3 separate regions of the Mus musculus genome follow, and all the other regions are linked to region 2. Evidence: chromatin loops called from intact Hi-C (ENCODE). Cell type or tissue: gastrocnemius. All regions are shown on one strand.

Region 1 (5,000 bases), 160 kb after region 2:
ACTTCATGCTGTCTAAAGCCAGCGCTCATGGGACACTCCTGTTCACCCCGTTGGCCAGGGCAGATGTGACTGTCCACCGCTCTCAGCCACTTAATACCAGTGAGAAGGAGGCAGAGGGCAGAAGTCCCGCTATGAACCAGATGCTGACATATAGGCAGGTTCCTCCTTCTGTTGTTGTGGTTGTGGTCACTGTTGATGCTTTCTTTTCTTCCACTACTATTTTCTGCTTCCTGAGTGAAAGAGAGAGCCAGCCCCCGCCCCCCCCCCGCCCCCGTGTCATCTGAAGACATCAGGTTTCACCGAATTCAGCCATCCCCTTTATTCTACCCCAACCCCCACTACCACCAGCTCCCAGCCTTCCCTGTGGCTTCCTGAAGGATGAATGGATGCTGCTGTCACAAATGCGCCCTGACAGCTGCTGACAAGGAGAGGCCAGTGATGTGCATTCAGCACTGCTGGGCAGAGGGGACTGCTGAGAGCCCGGTGAACCACTGTACCACGAGATCCACTAGGGCAGCACAGGAGGGGCACGTGCCTCTCCAGATGATTCTGGGTTCCAGGGCACGGCTGGCCCAGATCTCTCTGACCTTGTAGTTTCTTCCACTGCTAAGCCCCATGAAGCCTCATTACCAGACCCAGACCTCTTCTTTCTCTTTCTTGTCCTTTGCTAACCCAAGCCTTGAATCCTGTCATATCTTTACCATCAATGAGTATCAACAGTCCACTTCCAACCTGCCTAGACCATTCATTGCCTGTAACCTACTTCCAGATAGATGTGTTCCCCATATCCATGGGCCTTCCTTGCACCTCACTGGCACCCTAAGAAGACATTAGTAGTGGATTGCTGACACACACACACCCCATTTTTCAGATCCTGCATTAGTCACACCAGCTGGGCATTCCTCCCCATCACCCACAGACAGGCATTACCTTAAAGTACCTAGCCATCGATTCCCCCCTGCCTTCCCAGGTACCATTTGCTTTTCAGACAAAAAGTCAGTCAAGCATTTATCAGTTCACATCTGCCCCAGAAAACTTCGCTGCAATAACAAGCATCTGTATTAGACACTGCAGAGTAATAAGAACTTGCTATACACCCTGGTATATAAGGCACACCTTTCTTCACCCAGTATTAAGCTCCAGTGAGAGATTTGACATTATTTCACAGATTGGGCTCATATTGCTCTACCCAATAAGCATGCTAATGTCACACAGGAAGTTGAGAGGGCCTGCTGTTGGTCAGACGATGTCTAAAGCCATATATACCTGCACGGGCTCAAAAAAAAAAAATCTCTGTGCATCTTTCCTAAGAGAGGCAGCCTGGCAGTCTGTTTCATAGAGAAGAGACTGAGCTCGGGTCTGTTTTGCCCCAGGTAGAGTCAGTCAGCTCACACTGCCAGCCATGAACTCAATGAGAAAACCTCAACAGTCCATTATTAATGTCTGTGTAGGGCACCGGAATGGGTAGTAAAGGTACGCGCAACTTCAATTGTATTAATCTCTACATAGTACAAAACATAAGGTTTATAGTAAGTTCTTTTAGGATTTATTTATTTTATGTATATGAGTACTCGATCTGCAATGTGCACCCGCATGCCAGAAAAGGGCATCAGATCCCATTACAGATGGTGGTGAGCAACCATGTGGTTGCTGGGAATTGAACTCAGGACCTCTGGAAAAGCAGCCAGTTCCCTTAACTGCTGCGCTATCTCTGCAAGCCACATAAGTTCTTAATTACATAAAAAGACAAGCTAGGAAGGAGACTGTCATGTCTAGAAGCAGCGGAGGAGGCAGGGGTAGTTCCTCTCGGGGTTCACTCCACACACTGGGTCTGAGGCACCACAGCCTGGCCAGCTCCTCCAGCCCTCGATTCCTGCTGTGCTTTGTTTCCCTTCTTCAGAATGATGAGATATGTCAACTTAAGTTCTGGAAGGTCTGACCTCAGGGTTCCTAAGTAGTGTCCGGAGGGACACTCTATTTTCCCAGCCTCTTCTCACCCTGCAGCTGCTTCTACTTTACAAGCCCTAGAGGCAGCCATTTTGAAAGACGGTCCCTGAGAGCTCAAACAGTTTTGAAAAGTTTTGCTGTCGCTTTGTTTTCTGCTTCTCTCCAAGGATGGTAATGGAGCCCAGGGTGTCACACACACTAGGTAAGTGTCCTGTCTTTGAGCTGCATCCCACCCATTAAGGCTGTTACTAATCTCTTCAGCATCTGCCCACTGTGCAGCCTTGCCTGCACCCTCCTCTTCTAGTTCCTGCCATTCTCCAGGAAATTACACATTTCCAATCCAGAATTGCCAGGGCAGGTTGCAGAGCAATTCAGGTGATCCTGTGGTCAGTCAGGATTAAGACTATGGGTAAAAGTAAAACTGACAACTACATTCAAGGACTACATTACAATTACACTCAGCAGGCACAAGAGAGGCCAAGCAACTGCCCCACAGCCACACTATTGGCTTGGAGATCCATTAGTAATGTCTGTTTAGGGCACAGGAATGGGTAGTTTGGATGTTATTCAAGGCAGGCTGACTATGTGACCCTTGCGTCTACTGTGTTCCTGGTATCTGCATATATTATCTTATTTCATTTACTCAAAAACTTTATTATTAAAAATGAAAAGCAAAACACCTGGGAACAAACCACAAACATTATATAATCAACCTGAAGTTCCTGAACTAATCAGACAGCTAATACTACGTTCTGTCGTGATTAATCCGGTAATATGGTGTTTGTTAAAACCCATTTGGTGATTCACTTAAGAGCCATGGCTTTCACAGAGGGTTAGTTTTACCATTGAAATAAATCCTGATCTGCATTGATAACATGGGACAGACCCACATGGAAGCCCGCAGATTACCTAGAGGTTCACAGGGAATCAGACTGGATGGACAAAGGGAACGGGAACCACGTAGCCATACTAAAGGTGGGTAGTATAGCTCTGGATCCTTTTATAATTCTGCCCTTCAAACAGGAAACCAAGTGATGTGTGGGTGTGTGCTGCCCTCAGGTGGCCAATATTAGTATTGCATCATTGAGATGTGACCGGATCAGGGCTTCACATTGTCCATTATTCAGGGGGTATTGGTTGTGTTTAAAATTCTCCCTTCTCTATGTTAGCTAACATTTTCTGTATGACATGTGACATCCCCGCAGCCTCTTAGATGCCCTGAGATGTAGGAGAAGTGGCTGGTGTGGATGCTCCCCACCTTTCTGATGCTTACTCAGCGATCCTTGAAGGAAGTATGTCAGGTGGAAGCTGTGATTCTCAGATGAGGAAGAGAGCAGTAGGAGCATCCAAGTGACACAGAAAACTGGGGACTCCAGGTTTGGCAAGATGGACATGATCCTCACTCTGAAACAGAGGCTGAGGGAGGTGTACTTTGAGCCCTACCATGGTCACCAGGTCACCAAGACACCTTAGGTCACCCTTTTAATATTCTGCCAGGCATAGGTGTGTGATGTTGGGAAAGGCATCCCCCATCTCAGAGCCCTGTCTCCATGTGGTAAGGGGAATAACAGTGCTCTCACCTTTGAATGGTGCTGTACACACACATGAATGCCCTCCTATGATCAAAGCATAGTGCAGAGATATCCCCTCCAACTACAAGTGTGTGTGTGTGTGTGTGTGTGCGCGCGCGCGTGTGCGCGCGGGTGCGTGCACGTGCACATCCCTAAAAGCCAAGCATGTCCAGATGAGGCAGCTCCCTCACAGGAGCAGGGTGAGAGAGGAGCATGGAATCTGTAAGTCAGATTCCTGAGTCTGAGACCTGGCCCTGCCTCTTCAGCCTAAGTGACTTTGAACACGATGCCTGCTTCGGTTTTCTCACCTGATAAATTGGGGTAAGGCCATCTGCACCTTGAAGGTTGTGCCCACAGCAGACACAGTAGATGTGCGAATTGGAACCAGCTACTGCAGGTGGGTGCTGGGCATCAATAATTGCTGGTGTTTTGAGCACTAATCCATCACTCCTACTGACTCCTCTCAAGATGGTACCAGGCACAAATCTAATCCTGTGCAGGGTGGAAGAAGAGAGGCAGTAATGGGTGTGTCATCTCAGTCCCCAAGTAACTCAGGGGGCACAAGATCACATTCTCTTATGTGGTTTTGAACATTAGGGAATCTGGCTATAGACCAACCTCCCTAAGGTGACTTTGGAGGCTTGAAGGGTGGGGACCCAGTAGGGAGATTTTTCTCATGGGCAGGACCCTAGTGAGAAAGGGAAGTGGCACATATAAGGTTACCTTAAGCCCGAGTACAGGTAGCTTCCTGGGTTCATGCATTGCTGAAATGTGGGTTCCCATCTAAACCTTGAGCTTCTAAAGTTCCAAGGCCCTCTTCCCCCAATGTCATGGATTCAATTATCAAGGAGTAGGAGTAGAGGGTTGCAGTGGCCCTAAAGGTATGCTGCAGGTCTGTTACCAAGTCAGGCCATTTGCTAAGGTCAGAGATAAAACCACAGTATGCATTCATGCATACTCATATGTACTTTCATACTCATCTACACATTAGTACATTTATATGCAGATATGCATGCACAGTTTTACACAAATATACACAAACACCCCATCAAAGCAGAGAATGCTGGTTTGTGACCATTGTGTTCCCAGGCAGGCTTTAGCTGGCTTATGTTGACCCATCAGCCTCCACTGGAGTCAGTGAGACTCTTGAGGACTCCACCCTGGGAGCTGACTGTGCACCAAGTGTGCCTACGTGTCTAGCAGGTGTTAAGAACCCTACTGTGTTCTATGTTGTGCTCCTGGGTCCTGGTGTCACAAGTGGAGATATGGGATTGCTTAGCTCTTGCCTTTCAGAACCCACCACCCACATCCCCAAGTTAGTGCTGTTTACACACTTGTCTCTTTCCTACAGTAACACTTAGACTGACCAGAAGTTTATTTCTCCCCAGAGTAGCTGCTTGCTGTGCTGAGGACCCTGGTCCAGAGGACAGTGGGGCTTCGGCAACCTACGTATTACAATGATATCAGCTGGGGAGCCGTAGA
Region 2 (5,000 bases):
GAGAGGGGAATTGGCCTAAATCTTCTCCACAGAAACTTTCATCATCCCTATTTGGTATGGTGCCCCACCCCCAATCCGAGTCCTGTTCTCTGTGGCCGTCCTGTGGGCTTCCTTGTCCAGATGGGATGGGGGCCTGACTCTATGGCAGATGGATCAGAGCTGGCCAGCAGGTGTGAATCCAGCATAGTGTGGTGCAGTGTGGACAGACCCACAGGGCCACCCTGGTTCTTCAGCCTAGTCATCGCTGCATAGTCACTTCCCCACAACCTGCCTTATCAGAATACTCTCCATCGATACCTTTCCGGTTCACCTGGAGTCTTACGAAATGAATGCCACACAGCTAACTAAGGCCTGCGTCAGCTTTGTTCAGAGGGGCAAGACGACTCTGTCCAAGGCATAGCAAAGTTGAAGTGAGGAAGCCAGCCAGGTCTCTGATGGTATTAGACTTGAAGTGGGTCAGACACCTGCACTTAGCCCTTTTGTGTAGTCACTAAGACTGAACTAGACAAGTGAAATCCTTTGCCTAAGGTCACAGCCAGGGGAGAGGGTGTCTGCTGTCAGGTTGGAGGTGAAGCAGGGGAGGGTGAATTATATTCTTTTGTCAAGGGTAGCCTTTCTGTTCCTTCAGCTGGGAACCTAGATAAGACCTTAGGACAACCCCCCACCCCATCCCCAAGTCTCCTGCCCAGGTCCCTGTTTCAGGTCCCACCTTCATAGCCTGAGGTTAGCAGCAGTGCCTCCTGGTGACCTGCTACCTGCTGGTCTAAGGCCCAGATAAGGGATGGGAGAGGGTCTCCCCATTCCTCCCCTTCCTCAAGGTCAACCCATGTCCTCCCGAAGGCCTATGGATGATTACAATGGCCCCCCAGTAATGCCCTTGAACCCTGATTTCTTAAATTCTGTTGGTCCTCTGCCTCTCCTATTCCCAGGGCCTCCGCCCCTCCCACAAGGCTCTTGTCATTTGTCCATCCTAACTCCCAAAGTTCCCTCCCTCACTGATGACTCAATGATCCAACCATCCACCAGGAACCTCTGGTGTCTCTTTTCAGGTCCTGTGGGGGTGGGGTAGGGGAGGGTTTATCTCCCAGTTCAGTGCCTCTTGGAGGTCTCCAGTGTCCCCATCCTTCTGAATGAGTTCTAGCGGTCTTCAATCATTTTCAAGAATGTGGAGCCCTCGAGAGATGCATCATATTTCCAGATGGCTTTCAAGGCTCTCCCTACACAAACTACACCAGCTGTAATTTCAGCATGCTCTTGGGTCACCCAGTGGTGCCAGAGGCTGTGGCACCTCCCGAGTTCCTAAAAGTCAACTTCATGTGTGAGCTTGTCTGGGCTAAGGAGGTGCCCAGGTAGCTGGTTAAACAGGGCTTGCCTGAAGGTCTGTCGGGGGTGGGCGGTGGGCAATGCTAGGAAGAGGTTAACATGTGAATCAGCGGATGGAGTGAAGTAGACAGCCCTCATCATGGTGAGTGGGTATTACACCTTCTGTAGAGGATCTAGGGAGAAGAGAAAGGTAGGGGACATGTAGAGCTGGCCCACTCTTTGCTGGGGCTGAGGCAGACTTCTTTTTCTCAGAGTTTTCCCCTGGGATGGGGCTACAGCACACAGAGGGCACATGCTTTGTTGATTCCCCCAATGTTCCCTGCGGAACAACCCTTTCTCAACAGGGACACAGAAAGATGCCCCAGCCTCTGAGTTAGGCTCAGAGACCACTCCTGTCCCTGCTGGGTGCTGAGTGGTGTGCAGATGGCTTGCCAGCCTCCTGACACCGACAGTTGATCCTGGGGACTGTGATAGGGTCTACATGGGACCTCTGGGGAAGAGTGGGTTCGTCACATGTCCTCTCTGGGTCTCATTGCTACCCCATTACAGACAACTGAGGTAAGGCTCAGGAACATGGGCAGACTCATCCCATAAGCAGCATAGTCTTGCTGGAGAGGCCAGAGAGGCAGCTCCTCCACAGACAGTCTCCATCCAGAAGGCTGTGGACACTGCTTCTTTTGACTAAGAGTGGGAACACTTAAGAAAGGGGGCTGCCCTTATATCTTACCCTGAAGTCCTGGAATGGAAACTGGTAGGTGTTTAGAGACAGCCTATTGGGTGCATGAAAGAAGCTAATGGTACTAGGTTTCAGAAGATCGCTTGCTCTTTGATGCTTGGTCCCTTCCACCACCCACAGGAAACTTCTTAGAACTAGAGAGGGTCTTTGACTTCACTTTCGAATCTCCCCTTTCAGACTCAGGTTATTAGCAGTGTCTATCAGAGCTAGGCTGCAGAGCCTCACTTGGCCAGCAGGGGTCACTAGCACACACAGCTGCCTACCGGTGGACCAGGCACATTCTTTAATCCTGTAAATTCAAAGGTCTGCAGCTCAAGTTTCCTGGGAAGGAAGGCGACACACATTTTTATGACAGCCTTTTACCGCCTCGCTGCTGTCACCTGATTAAGTGACTGTTCAGGCTGTCAGCAGGGAGAGCCCTCAGCTCAGCAGCCCTCAGCTCAGCAGCTCATCTGACTCAAGGAGAGGGACAGGGGACAGATTCTACGGTTTATAAGCCTTGAGACTCTGGGAGGCAAATTGCTTGAGTTATCTGCTCTGATTTTCCCTATCTGTAAAATGGACAAGTGGTTGTGAGGATAAGAGAGAGAGAGAGAGAGAGAGAGAGAGAGAGAGAGATCTGCTGAACACTCTGCTTACCTGAAGCGTCTGTGCAGGGACTACATGAGCCACCAGCCATCAAAGGAAGAGGGGCCTGAAACACCACGGCTCCCAGTGCTGCCTGAGCTGTAATGCTGAGTGGAGAGCATAGCCTCTAATTACAGACGCTTCCAAAGGCATACCCTGAGGATACCCAAAGGCAGAAGGAAAGCCCAATAACGACCACTTGCTGGGCACAGCCACATGGGAGTTGATCCACGTCCTTTAATTTTTAAAAACGAGCAGACAGACAATCTTGTGCTCTTTGGGTATGCCAATAAAAAGTTTGTTATGCAAAACAGCCCAACCCTTTAATAATACTGTAAATATCTCAGAAAGGATATATTGCATCATTTCTAGTAAATATCAAAAAAGTTGTCACAATGATATGTCCCCTTGCCCCCACTTGCCCCCACTTACCCTCCCCTCCTCCCTACAGTTACCCAAATACTAGTATGAAATTACAAAAAAAGACAAAAAGAAAAAAGAAAGGAAGAAAAGAAAGCAAAAAATAACAACCCCCCAAACCACAAGCCTCCCTCTACCCAGCCCCATGAGTAGTGTTAAGAGTGTCAAGTGTTAAGGGCCACATGTACAACACGTGTGTCTATAGTGACAGACATCAGGGATCTGTCTGTCCATGAGGGAGTTGGTGGTGAGGTGCAGTAGCAGCAACGGGCAGCTTCCCTTCTCAGGGGTAGGGTGGAGGGGACAGCCATCAAGGACCAACCCCACAGGTCATCTTCAGGATGATGCTGGCCTTCCCAGAAGGAATATGTGGTCTGTGTGTGAGCAGCTGGGGGTGGTGTGCCCTAGACAAGTGCCCAGTTAGGTGGGGGCAGTGCTGGGCATTTGGCTCAGCCAACTCAGGCTTTAGGTGGGAGCGGGACGGGGGCTGGGCAGAACAGCTAAGAGTCTGGAAGCATTGGGCAAATAGAGCATTCAGGTCTCTGACAGAACACTGGAGCCTTAGCGTGAAGACATCTCACTTTTCCTCAGATAAATCTAGGAAACTACAGTAAGAGGGAAAGAGTGACCCTCCCTCCACTTCCCATCCTCCAATAGCTGGGCAGACAAAGAACCCAGCAGCTGAGGAAGAGAGACCAGTCTAAGAGGTCTGAGCCAGGCAGGAGGGAATGGCACCAGCCTCCCCCTAGAGACCACCTCTGCTCTTCGTTTCCAAGGAAGAGCCTGACAGATGGGTGGCCAGTTCTTCCCTCTGGCAAGTGGAAGTGAAGGCTTCTCAGACCCAGGTGACAGGCAGGTGGAATGGCTCCAGAGTAAGGTGTCTGCCCACAGGATCTGCAGGGGTAGGCAGGTAGGTAGAAGAGAGAGCAGGGGACAAGGCAGGGGACAAAGCAGGGTGCACAGGGAAGGGACTGTGGGTGGAATCCAGCCCCAGGCCTCACTGTAGCTCCCCTGCAGGGGTGGCCATAGATCCTAAGCCATAGATCCTGGCCAGGCAGCTGCAAGAAGAGATGGCTACCTTCTGATCATCCCTATCTAGGAAGGAGGGACAGAGCTGGTGGCCAAGAAGGCTGGACAGATGGTGGGAGCCCCGAACACGGGGGCTGGGGTGCACCAGTTAAGGGATCAGGGTTAGGCTAAAACTCCAGTTGTTAGGGAAACACACTTCCCCACATCATTGGTGGTAAGTTTCACTTAAAATAGGCAAGGTGGGTAGGTGGTAACCAAGGGGACAGAGAAGAGAAGAGGTCTACAAGTCTCTGCAGGTCAAAGCAGCTCTGCGAAGCAACGAGTCAGGTATTCTTCCCTGCTTTGAAGGGAAGACTCCACTCAACCCCCTCGCCCCCTTGGTCTGGGAGATGGAGAAACTAGGGGCCAGGGAGAGAAAGGAGCCACAGTCACTTGAAGGGACAGTCAGCAACTCCTGGTTACTCAGGAGTCCTAACGATGGTGGGAGGCTTTGCTCTCTGTCTTACGACATTGACATGTGGAAGGTGTCACTAGGAAAAGGGGAAGACCAAAAGAAAAAAAAATAAAATAAAACAAACTGGTCCCAGGGCACAGAGGAGGGTGGCCAGGGAAGTTCAGAGATAAAACCAGGAATGACTGAACATCAGAGGCAGATGGGCACCGCTCCCCCACTCCACCTGCCCCCAGCATACGAGTTGACAGTATATAATACAAGGACTCTAGAAAACACCGGCTGAGCCACCCTAGGCCAGGATCTGCTAGTCACTGTACAGAATTATCTTGGTGAGGTGGATATGCCCACTATCACTGGGAAGAGGCAAGGGTACAGGGCACACAGTGGCCGGCTGGGAGTTAACTTGTTAAT
Region 3 (5,000 bases), 490 kb after region 2:
CAAAGGACTTTAAGAGCAGACAGTGCTGGAGAATGGGAAGTCCCGAGCCAACCTGGGCTAACGAGGAGCTTGGTGGCTCTGAACAGGCTGGAAAGAGCAGCGATGGAAGGGGCTGGCTGGACAGACAGGACAGGAAGCCATGCTGAGGCTCAGGGCTGGCCATGGGCCCTGATCATACCCCCTTACCCACTAGGCATCATCGACAGTACACACACTGAGCAGCGGCAGGTGGTGGCTGTGACAGGGGATGGGACCAACGACGGGCCTGCTCTCAAGAAGGCAGATGTGGGCTTCGCAATGGTAAGAGGATCTTAAGAGGGCTTCATGTGGTGTCAGACTGGGTCTCAAAGGCGAGGATAGTCAGCTTGGACTACACCACTTCAAACTGGCTTGCAGGACTCCCTACAGACACTTAACACTCATCCCTCTCCATACAACTTGTATGCAACCCAAGCTTTTGAGTCCCAGACTAGCCTCAAGAGGTCTTCCTGGAGGGGGCAGGCAGTGTCCTGCTGGGGTCAGCTCTGTCCTGCTCGGTGCTTAAAGGTCAAGGAGGAATGGGGCAAGGCCAGGCTTCCCAGAAAAGAATGTTGGCCTCAGAGGGGTGGTTGTGTAAGTATGTGCATACCTATGTATATACATATACATATACATATACATATACATATACATATACATATACATATACATATACATATACATATACAAAGTTTGTATGAGTGTATGCATATACATGTGAATGTGTGTATGGTCAGACTGTGCCAGTTCCTTTGAGTCAGGAGTGAGGTGACAGGACTAAGACTGTGTGAAGATAAGACTGGCCAGATAGAGCCATTCACCTCTCCAGCTGCCCTACCAGGCTCCTGTCCCTGTCTCCACAGGGCATCGCAGGCACAGATGTGGCCAAGGAGGCCTCAGACATCATCCTGACAGATGACAACTTCAGCAGCATCGTCAAGGCAGTGATGTGGGGCCGTAACGTCTATGACAGCATATCCAAATTCCTGCAGTTCCAGCTGACTGTCAACGTGGTGGCGGTGATCGTGGCCTTCACGGGCGCCTGCATTACACAGGTGGGTCCTGGGAGAATCACACCAAAGGCTGGGAAAGGGCAGCCTTTAGCCTCCAGAACACCCTAGATTGTTAGCAGCACAACCCTGGGGATGGATACACATTGCGGTGTTCCTCCCAAGACCAGGATGCCATCTTGGACCTCCGTGCAGCCAGTAGCCCTATGCAGTTGAGAAATGAGGCTTGGGGAGGTAGTATGACTCAGGTGGCCCCAGAAATGAGAGACATCGGGCCTCATGGCCTGTGAGGTCTGACCCCTGCTCCAGACATTGGCAGAAGCCTGGCAGAGGCCCCAAGGGAGGACCAAGGGGACCAGTTGCCCAGACAAGGACAGAGTCAGTCCTGTTGTGTGGGATCTTCCCTCCAGAGCAGAGTGGATTCGGAGAGATGGGGTGAGTGGAGGAGGCAGTGATGCTCTGTCTGTCCAGATCACTGCTGCTGGCCCTCGGCAGACTGCTTGCCGAGACACTTGGAGCCCCGTGAGTAAGTACCACTTCACAGAGGTAGAGACAGGCTCAGAGGACAGAACGCTCAGACACTCACTCTGGCTCCTGATGTCTCCTGAAACTCTAACCAGACTGCATCTCCCAGGAGCTGGCTCTCTGGTCTGGAGAAGGAGAGCAACTTCAGCCCTAAGAGGATCTCAGAGGCCTGGGTCCTTCCAGTCACTACCTGGTTACACAATCCTCCTACCCATAGGGGAACCCAGAGTCCATTGTGCAGCGTCCCCAAGAGCCACATGGCCCATAGGACACTGTTTCCTTCTGCGGTGACCGCCATCACGATGATGCACATGGTGGCTGTAGCATTGACCCTGTGTGCCACCTCAGGCCCGAGAGTTGGACTGAGGGTTCCCTGTCTGTTCAGGGGAGGGCATCTTTCCTGGTCTGTGGATGTGGAGCTCCCTCTAGTGGTGGTTTATAGACATCGTGTGACAGCTTCCTGGAGACTGGACAGATGCCAGTTAAGAAAACAGGTTTGGAGACAAGGATCAGTTGGCCCAACATCCCTGAGTGAGCAGGACCATACAGGCTTTGGTGAGAAAATTGTACACCTGACTCTGAGAATCTTGTAATCAGATAAGGCGGAAAAGTAGCAGGAAGCCCAGAGCAGCCCTACTAGGTAGGGTGAGACGGCAGAACAACCAGGGAAGCACGAAGAAGACAGACAGATGGGAAACAGAGGGTAGGCTTCCTGGAGGAGTACTCCATGGGCCAAGGGAAGATCAAGAATAGAACCAATGCAAGAAGCAGAGGGTTATGGGTGAGGCGGACTCTGTGGACAAGGACTGTAGTTGTGAGCGGTGAAGGATGGGTGGGTCAACTTCTTCAGTCAGTGTACACAGAGCATGCTCTGTCCAGCCTGGACCTCTCAGAACGAACCTGATAGTGTCTACACTGGCATGCTTGTGGTGACAACCTGTGTCTTAGCATCCTGTTTTGCATGCTTGACACTTTTTATCATGACAGGGCATTTCACTTGGAGCTGTAGTTATAAAATCCTTTACAATGTAAGATAATGAGAAGAAATAAGGTGAAATTGGGAGGGAGGTCAAGGACAGTTTCTCCAGGACACTGAACCCCTGAGACTGAGGGGCAGAGACTTCAGGGAGTTAAAAAAATGGATGTTGACTTTAGACAGGAGGGGAATAGGAGATGATGTGGCTGAAGTCTACAGAAGTCAGGGAGCTGTGGCCACTGAGCCTGTGGGCCCAGGACTGAGGTGGGCAGCTCATACTGTTCTCCATAGAAGCTCTAAGAAACTGTCCTACATATGCTCAGAGCCCCAAAGCCTGGGCAGCCTGCATCCCGTAGTAGGAACCTGCTGAGACCCTGCAGCGGGTCCATCCTGTACTCTGTGGCTGTGGTGGCTCACCCTGTGACAGTCTTCTTCTCCCTGCCACTGTCGTAGGACTCCCCTCTCAAGGCTGTGCAGATGCTCTGGGTGAACCTCATCATGGACACGTTTGCCTCCCTGGCCCTGGCCACAGAGCCACCTACGGAGACTCTGCTTCTGAGGAAACCGTACGGTCGCAACAAGCCGCTCATCTCGAGGACCATGATGAAGAACATCCTGGGCCACGCCGTCTACCAGCTCACCCTCATCTTCACCCTGCTCTTCGTGGGTGAGCGCCCTCGTCCTCACGCCTCTGAGCTTAGGGCACCAACTTCAGGACATACCATGGCCAACAACGGCTGGCTTTACACATGTCATTCTGTTTCCCCCATGGGGAAACTGTGGCATAGGAGGGAAATGCAGGTGGCAGCACACAGGGAGCCAGAAGTTGTCATGCCCTGTCCCCGGCTGGCTCACCTCAAAGCCAGCAGTAGTGTTAGCATCCGGGACTGATGAAAACTTTCTGTCAGGTTAGCCACTGAGAGCCAAGGTCCTGGGCCAAGCAACCTGTCCCTTCCCTGACCGCTTCTAGGAACCCCTTCTTGCTCCAGGAAGATGTCTTCATGGAGAATGTAGACGTCCTTGGGGAAGGACACACAACCACTTGGAATGTCAGCTCCTTTCTCGGCCCCTCCACTGAGGGCTAGCTCTCCAGCCACTCAGATCCAAGCGCCTTTGCCTGTGTCTTATTCAGTGCTCCTTCATTAAAATAAGGTTCCTGAGATGATTAGCTCAGAAGAGGGGTTCGTTTGGACTCTCACTCTGAGAGGTCATATTCAGATGACTCTGCTGTATGGAGTCAGGGACAAGGCAAAGGGAAGAAACATTGCTCGCTTCATGGCCAGGAAGCAGAGAAAAGTATGGACCAGGCCCCACAGTTCCCTTCAAGAGAATACCCCCTAATGGCCTAAAGTGTCCCGTCAGATTTCACCCTGAAGCGATTCCACCACCTCCCTTAGGGCTAGGGTGTGGTAGAGCCTTTGCTCAGTATGCCTCAAGTCCCGATAAACCGGGTGGGGTGGTGCCTGCCTGTAATCCCAGCACTCGGGAAGCAAAGGTGGGGGGGGGGGATCAGAAGTTTAAGGTCATCCCTGGCTACAGTGACTTCAAGAGCAGCTTGTGCTTCATGCGACTCTGGTTCCACTACCTCTCCATAGCGCCACAGCCTGGGCACCAGGCCTCAAATACATAGGTCTCCAGGCCACATTGGCTTAAGCTGTAGTGGCTTCACTGAAGGATCTGTGTCCTCTCATTTCAGTCACCCTTCATAAGGAATGTTACTCTGTAAGGCCGCTGGCATGCCACCTTTCTCAGATGTCCACAGAAAAGGCGACAGGTCCCAAGCCATTTATCCTCTAGATCAGTGATTCTCAGTCTTCCTAAAGTGACCCCTAGTTCAGTTCCTCTCGTCCTGGTGAGCCCCCACCAGGATATGAACCACTGCTCTAGAGAAAGAATTGTCTCACTAAGCAGGAACCACAGGCCACACTGTGCCCCGTTCCACACCTGAGCCGGCCCCACCCTCTGGCTTGGCAGGTGAGAAGATGTTCCAGATCGACAGCGGAAGGAACGCCCCGCTGCACTCACCACCCTCAGAGCACTACACCATCATCTTCAACACCTTCGTCATGATGCAGCTTTTCAACGAGATCAACGCCCGCAAGATCCACGGCGAGCGCAACGTCTTTGACGGGATCTTCCGGAACCCCATCTTCTGCACCATCGTTCTTGGCACTTTCGCCATCCAGGTACCCAGCCCCCACTTAACCTGGGCTGGGCAAGGCGGTGGCTCCCCGGCCCTCCGTGCCATCTCCGTGTCTGTCCCTCCGATCTCTGACCCGCAGATAGTGATCGTGCAGTTTGGCGGGAAGCCCTTCAGCTGCTCCCCACTCCAGCTGGACCAGTGGATGTGGTGCATCTTCATAGGCCTGGGAGAGCTCGTCTGGGGCCAGGTGTGTGGCAGGGGAGTGGGGGGAGGGGTGTTGAGCCAAAGGAAGAGGAACAACAGGATTGGTCCTAGAAGTGACATATAG

The links. Hi-C counts contacts between places; a loop is a spot of excess contacts. Peaks named below come from ENCODE experiments on the same cell type or tissue, not always from the same donor. Only the 100,000 strongest peaks of a DNase experiment are listed, where the experiment ranks them.
Region 1: it touches region 2 in a loop (7-fold over the local background); 15 of 42 quality-filtered maps call a loop at or near these places.
Region 3: a loop joins it to region 2, with 4 times the contacts of the local background. A loop is called at or near these places in 8 of 42 quality-filtered maps.

The regions. Positions count from the first base shown.
Region 1 is chr6:114,087,805-114,092,804 of GRCm38, reverse strand. No RefSeq gene overlaps it. Among named protein-coding and RNA genes, the nearest start is that of Gm36023, 4.0 kb to the left of the region's middle. In gastrocnemius, a CTCF peak has its summit at 3,007 (motif pointing left); a DNase peak (open chromatin) is centred at 3,006.
Region 2 is chr6:114,247,852-114,252,851 of GRCm38, reverse strand. It overlaps Slc6a11 (solute carrier family 6 (neurotransmitter transporter, GABA), member 11), which reads right to left. Exons shown (of 14, transcript NM_172890.3): 14 at 2,966-5,000. Among named protein-coding and RNA genes, the nearest start is that of Gm46972, 22 kb to the left of the region's middle. In gastrocnemius, no CTCF peak of the experiment used is centred here; a DNase peak (open chromatin) is centred at 2,291.
Region 3 is chr6:113,758,838-113,763,837 of GRCm38, reverse strand. Atp2b2 (ATPase, Ca++ transporting, plasma membrane 2) reads left to right here. Exons shown (of 20, transcript NM_001036684.3): 14 at 194-300; 15 at 882-1,073; 16 at 2,983-3,196; 17 at 4,504-4,715; 18 at 4,812-4,919. Among named protein-coding and RNA genes, the nearest start is that of Sec13, 21 kb to the right of the region's middle. In gastrocnemius, a CTCF peak has its summit at 1,990 (motif pointing left); DNase peaks (open chromatin) are centred at 1,443, 1,964 and 4,742.